Regions from separate parts of the Homo sapiens genome. Here region 2 is linked to region 1. A link is an interaction called in ENCODE POLR2A ChIA-PET data of the cell type or tissue named here. Cell type or tissue: GM12878. All regions are shown on one strand. Links, peaks and the distances in the headings refer to the core of each region. The heading gives the core; the rest is flanking DNA.

What was found. ChIA-PET counts read pairs that join two places held together with the same protein. Peaks named below come from ENCODE experiments on the same cell type or tissue, not always from the same donor. Only the 100,000 strongest peaks of a DNase experiment are listed, where the experiment ranks them.
Region 2: POLR2A ChIA-PET joins it to region 1 with 5 read pairs; 12 of 35 experiments call an interaction of 5 or more read pairs at or near these places.

Annotation. Positions count from the first base shown.
Region 1 is chr19:8,447,339-8,450,247 of GRCh38, reverse strand. The region is part of intron 1 of HNRNPM (heterogeneous nuclear ribonucleoprotein M); the gene reads right to left. Among named protein-coding and RNA genes, the nearest start is that of HNRNPM, 3.8 kb to the right of the region's middle. In GM12878, for the core only: no CTCF peak of the experiment used is centred there; no DNase peak of the experiment used is centred there; H3K4me3 peaks cover 1,913 bases; H3K27ac peaks cover 852 bases.
Region 2 is chr19:8,567,639-8,570,547 of GRCh38, reverse strand. All of the region lies in intron 1 of MYO1F (myosin IF), which reads left to right. Among named protein-coding and RNA genes, the nearest start is that of MYO1F, 8.3 kb to the left of the region's middle. RefSeq lists an enhancer at 1,310-1,399. In GM12878, for the core only: no CTCF peak of the experiment used is centred there; a DNase peak (open chromatin) is centred at 1,237; H3K27ac peaks cover 871 bases.

The DNA.
Region 1 (2,909 bases), core at 252-2,751:
AATTGTGATCACATCTCCTGAGGGACAAGGACCCCTCTGCCCGTGTGAGAACCATCCCTTATATAAAGTGATTCTTCACAGAAATCCCTCAAGTCCTGCGCTGCTCTAATGCATGTAAGGTGTGGAGAGCACTATTCACAGCACCATTCCAGCTCCAAGGCCACCACTGAACTACCCACATGACTCAAGCTCTTTCTGTCTCTAGCGCTTTACCAGCAAAACCAGCGCAACCTGTATGCATGGTAGCTCAGAGGGACACTGTGACAATCAACAAAGAATGGCAAAACAAAAAGCAGCTCATCTAGGGAAGCAGTACTGCATGTGGCTAAGAGCTGGGGTCACCATGTCGTCACTAGGCCTCGGTCCTATGGAGGCTACTACCTACACGCTTACAGCTTTAAAAGAGACTCTTAGGCCGGGCGCGGTGGCTCACGCCTGTAATCCCAGCACTTTGGGAGGCCGAGGCGGGCGGATCACGAGGTCAGGAGATCGAGACCATCCCGGCTAAAACGGTGAAACCCCGTCTCTACTAAAAATACAAAAAATTAGCCGGGCGTAGTGGCGGGCGCCTGTAGTCCCAGCTACTTGGGAGGCTGAGGCAGGAGAATGGCGTGAACCCGGGAGGCGGAGCTTGCAGCGAGCCGAGATCCCGCCACTGCACTCCAGCCTGGGCGACAGAGCGAGACTCCGTCTCAAAAAAAAAAAAAAAAGAGACTCTTAGCACACAGTGAGGCAATGATGTATTTTTCTACCAATAATTTTATTGAGAAGGGTAGAGAGGGGGACTGATTCACTCCTAGCCTTCTACTGTTCAGGCTTTAAAACTAGCAAACCAGAGCCAAGGCTGAGAAAACCTAGGCATCATAATCATTACAGACTAGCAAAGGGACAATTTAGCTTTCAACCCTATGACTGCAAAATATGGTAATGGGGAAGTCCATTGGAGAACCCCCCCTCCCAAAAAAACAAGCAAGCTAATCTTTGCAGGCTAGTATCTCTTTCCCTAACCAGAATAAAATCAAAGAGCTGAGTGAAAGCAAAGGCCTGGCAGCATGCATTCAAATAATCCAAAACCCTGTCTTCTAATCTTGAGCTCACAATCTGACGTGTCTCCAAAATCCTTTTTGAATAAACAATCACTCTTTAAAGTACAGCAAACACTCAAATGCATTGTATAGAGAATCTGATTTAAATAAAACAATTCAAACGGCTGTTTACTGAGTGGTTACCAAGGTAGTATCATGAAAGCAGCAAGCTGCCTGGGAGTCAGGAGGGCCTCCCCTGGAGTCTTTAGGTCAGGTTCCTGAACCTGGGTTTAAGTGTTTAAAACGAAAGTTTTCTTGATTGTCAAATGGAGTCAACTCTAACAGTACCTCCTCAGGAATCTACCCTAAATATATATTTTTATTTTTATAAATAACCAATCCATCTGTTTCTTATTCACCCACAAAATTACTCAGGAAGGGGCCAGGTGTGGTAGCTCACGCCTATAATCCCAGCACTTTGGGAGGCCAAGACGGGCGGATAACGACGTCAGGAGATCGAGACCATCCTGGCTAACAGAGTGAAACCCCATCTCTACTAAAAAAAAATATTAAAAAAATTAGCCAGGCATGGTGGCGGGCGCCTGTAGTCCCAGCTACTCGTGAGGCTGAGGCAGGAGAATGGCGTGAACCCGGGAAGCGGTTCACGGAGCTTGCAGTGAGCTGAGATCGCGCCACTGCACTCCAGCCTGGGCAACAGAGCGAGACTCCATCTCAAAAAAAAAAAAAAATTACTCAGGAAGGGGAGCAGGTTAAGTCATTTATTTTATATATGATACTACATTTAAAAAAATTTTAAAAACCTATACATTCCCCTAAAATGAACTTTTTTTTCCCTGACTATACCCTAACTCTGAATCTTTGCTGACTTTAATTGGAACAGACTTCTCATCAAAATTAAGCAAATCCTATTCTCACACCCAGGAGAGAAGTAACTGCAAAACAAGATTTCCAACCTGGGTTCCCAGATCAAGCTTGCTAGCTCACTGCATTTGTGGTCTACTGCACACTCCACTCCTGGTAGAGAAAGAATTCCAAAGAACCAAGTTTCTATTTTTCTCCTGTCTCTCAAAGGCTTTCAAGATAAAAATCCAAATTCACTGCCCATCAGCTGGCTGCCAGTGCTCCAACCTTAAAACTCTATAGCAACTTCAGTGTTCTTGTTTGTTTGTTTGTTTGAAGAAGGAGTATCGCTCTGTCGCCCAGGCTGGAGTGCAGTGGCCCAATCTCGGCTCACTGCAAGCTCTGCCTCCCAGGTTCACGCCATTCTCCTGCCTCAGCCTCCCCAGTGGCTGAGACTACAGGAGCCCGGCACCACGCCCGGCTAATTTTTTGTATTTTTAGTAGAGACGGGGTTTCACCGTGTTAGCCAGGATGGTCTCTATCTCCTGACCTCGTGATCTGCCCGCCTCGGCCTCCCAAAGTGCTGAGATTACAGGCGTGAGCCGCCGGGCCCAGCCTGTTTTGTTTTTTCTTTTTTTTGGTAGAGACAGGGTTTCACCATGTTGCCCAGGCTGGTCTTGAACTCCTGAGCTCAAATAGTCCTCTCACCTCAGCCTCCCAAAGTGCTGGGATTACAGGTGTGAGCCACTACACCCAGCACAACTTCAGTTCTCGATAAAGCATACACTCAAATCTCTGCTCTTTGGATACTCTCTTCCCTGCCCCTCCCCAACCATCTTCTTCTCCTCCACTTCCACACGTCTTCCTGTCATGGAGGAACAGGTCCCTGCCCCCAGCAGGTGGCGGAGGTCACCTCCTCCATTCTTTCTACCAAGCAACTCCACTAACTTCTATCACAGCATAATTACCTTATGTTATGGTAATTACATAACATACATAACATACAAATATGTTAATGGCCTC
Region 2 (2,909 bases), core at 226-2,725, 120 kb before region 1:
TAAAAACACAAAAATTAGCCAGGTGTGGTGGCGTGCACCTGTAATCCCAGCTACTCAGGAGGCTAAGGCAGGAGAATTGCTTGAACCTGGGAGGCAGAGGTTGAGCCAAGGTCATGCCACTGCACTCACAGACTGAGCAACAAGAGCGAGACTCCATCTCAAATAAAAAAAAAAATGTGGCTGGGTGCAGTGGCTCACGCCTATAATCCCAGCACTTTGGGAGGCCGAGATGAGTGGATTGCCTGAGGTCAGGAGTTCGAGACCAGCCTGGCCAACATGATGAAACCTGGTCTCTACTAAAAATACAAAAATTAGCCAGGCGTTGTGCACGCCTGTAATCCCAGCTACTTGGGAGGCTGAGGCAGGAGAATCACTTGAACCTGGGAGGCAGAGGTTGCAGTAAGCCTAGATCATGCCGCTGCACTCCAGCCTGAACAACAGAGCAAGACTCCATCTCAAAAAAAAAAAAATGTATTAGCCAGGCGTGGTAGTATGCACCTGTGGTCCCAGCTACTCAGGAGGCTGAGGCAGGAGGATTCGCTTGAGCCTGGGAGGTCAAGGCTGCAGTGATATCAAACCACTGCCTTCCAACCTGGGCAACAGAACAAGACTCTGTCCAAAAAAAATAACAGGCACCTTGACCACAGCCTCCTGTCCTCCTAAGCAATGAGAGGCCAGCAGGACTATGTGCTGACCCCACATGGCCTGGGCTGTCTATCCCTCCAGGACCATGACCCTCCATTCCAAACAGACTAGAATCCTGGTGTCCACCACACACCCAAGGCCTCTCTGGCTGATGTCTCTTGCAGCCACCACTGATGCTGCCTGGAAAGTTCATGTTGCAAGACGTGCCTTCTACAGGAAGCCCTCTCACCTCTCCACAGTACTTTCCAGCCATGGTCTCCTCTGGGCAACTGAGACACCACTTGGGGAACACCGAGCCCCCCAAGGGCAGGTTCTGGGCCTGGTCCACCTAAGCCTGGTCTCCACCTACCTCCATGCACAGTAGGGGCCCAGGAAGTGTGTTCCCTCCATGGCACACATCCCCCAGCCCCATAGGCACCATCACCTTCACCACAAACAGCCCCTCCCTGGTGTGATACCAGGAAGGTTGTCCCCGCCTGCCCTAGTTCTGCCTTCAGCCTTGGGGTAGAGAGACCTCTCTGAAGAGCTGAAGGAAGAAGCTACCCGTCCTTCCTACCCCACCCACCTCAAGCCCCTGACTGCCTTTCACAAGAGCTCCAGCAGGTTGAGTCATATTCAGCTTGTGGTCAACTGTGACCACAAGCTCTTCGTTGCATCCCCACCCCCAAGGAAGAGACTTACAAACAAACAGTTTTGACTTGACCCATGGAGACTTGGAGGCCACAGAATGAGAGAGATATCTGGGAGACAGGGCAGGGGGCAGTCTCATCCCAATAGGACTTCATTCATTCATTCATTCATTCAACAAGTATGTATTGACCAGGCTTTCTGTCCAACACTGATGCCTTAAATCCTCTCAAGGTCACAGATGACATTTCCTGAGGCATCTCGGCGCATTTTTTCTCTTTGTTCGCTCCTGTACTTGTTTCAGAGACCCCACACAAGGGTCATTATGGAATCCATTTGGTTATTTGTTGTTGTTGAGATGGAGTCTCGCTCTGTTGCCCAGGCTGGAGTGCAATGACGTAATCTTGGCTCACTGCAACCTCCACCTCCTAGGTTCAAGCAATTCCCCTGCCTCAGCCTCCCGGATAGCTAAGACTACAGACACCCGCCACCACGCCGGGCTAATTTTTGTATTTTTAGTAGAGATGAGGTTTCACCATGTTGGCCAGGCTGGTCTTGAACTCCTGACCTCAAGTGATCTGCCTGCCTCGCCTCCAAAAGTGCTGGGATTACAGGCGTGAGCCACCATGCGCGGCCAAATCCACTTGCAAAGAGGAGAAACTGAGGCTTGGAGAAGAGAAGTGACCTCCCCAGAGTCACACAGTCAGTCAACTGTCAAGCCAGGCTTTGACCCCAATCCATCACATGCCAAAATTCTCGACTATCCTCCCCACACGATATTCACTTGAGCAAAACCCTCTCTCCCTTCGATGCAAACAGCCTGTGATTAATTTTTTTTTTTTTTTTTTTTTTTGAGACGGAGTCTCACTCTTTCACCCAGGCCGGACTGCAGTGGCACCATCTCAGCTCACTGCAAGCTCCGCCTCCCAGGTTCACGCCATTCTCCTGCCTCAGCCTCCCGAGGAGCTGGGACTACGGGCGCCCGCCACCGCACCTGGCTAATTTTTTGTAGTTTTAGTAGAGACGGGGTTTCACCGTGTTAGCCAGGATAGTCTCGATCTCCTGACCTCGTGATCCACCCACCTCGGCCTCCCAAAGTGCTGGGATCACAGGTGTGAGCCACCGTGCCCGGCCCAGCCTGTGATTTTACAGGTGGCTGGAGCATGGAGTGTCTGAGGGCCTCTAGTGCCTGGGGCAGGATAGAGAGGGAGAGAATGGTCAGAGAAGAGGGCCACTCTGCCAGATGAGGAAAGAGGGGAAGGGCAGGAAGAGGAACCAAGTCGTCAGAGCCGGGAGAGCCAGGAGGGCTGATGGGCCTAGCCAGACACAGCTGACCCCAGTGAGGGGAAGTGGCCTGGGGTCTTAGTTCAGCCTGAGTGGCCTGGCAGGCTGAAGCCTGCACTGGCCCCCAAAGGGGAAATTGTAGACATGACCCATCTTCTCCCCAACCCATCCTCATCTGACCTCAGCAGCAACCCCGGCGATCTCTGATACAGACCAGCCTGGGGAAGGACAGCTTCGTGGGTCCTCCCCAAGGTCCTCTCTGCACTGCTGTGTGTCCTTGAAGAGGACACTTAACCTCTCTGTGCTGTAGTTTTCTCTTCTATAAAATGGACCCAGGATGGGTGCGGTGGCTC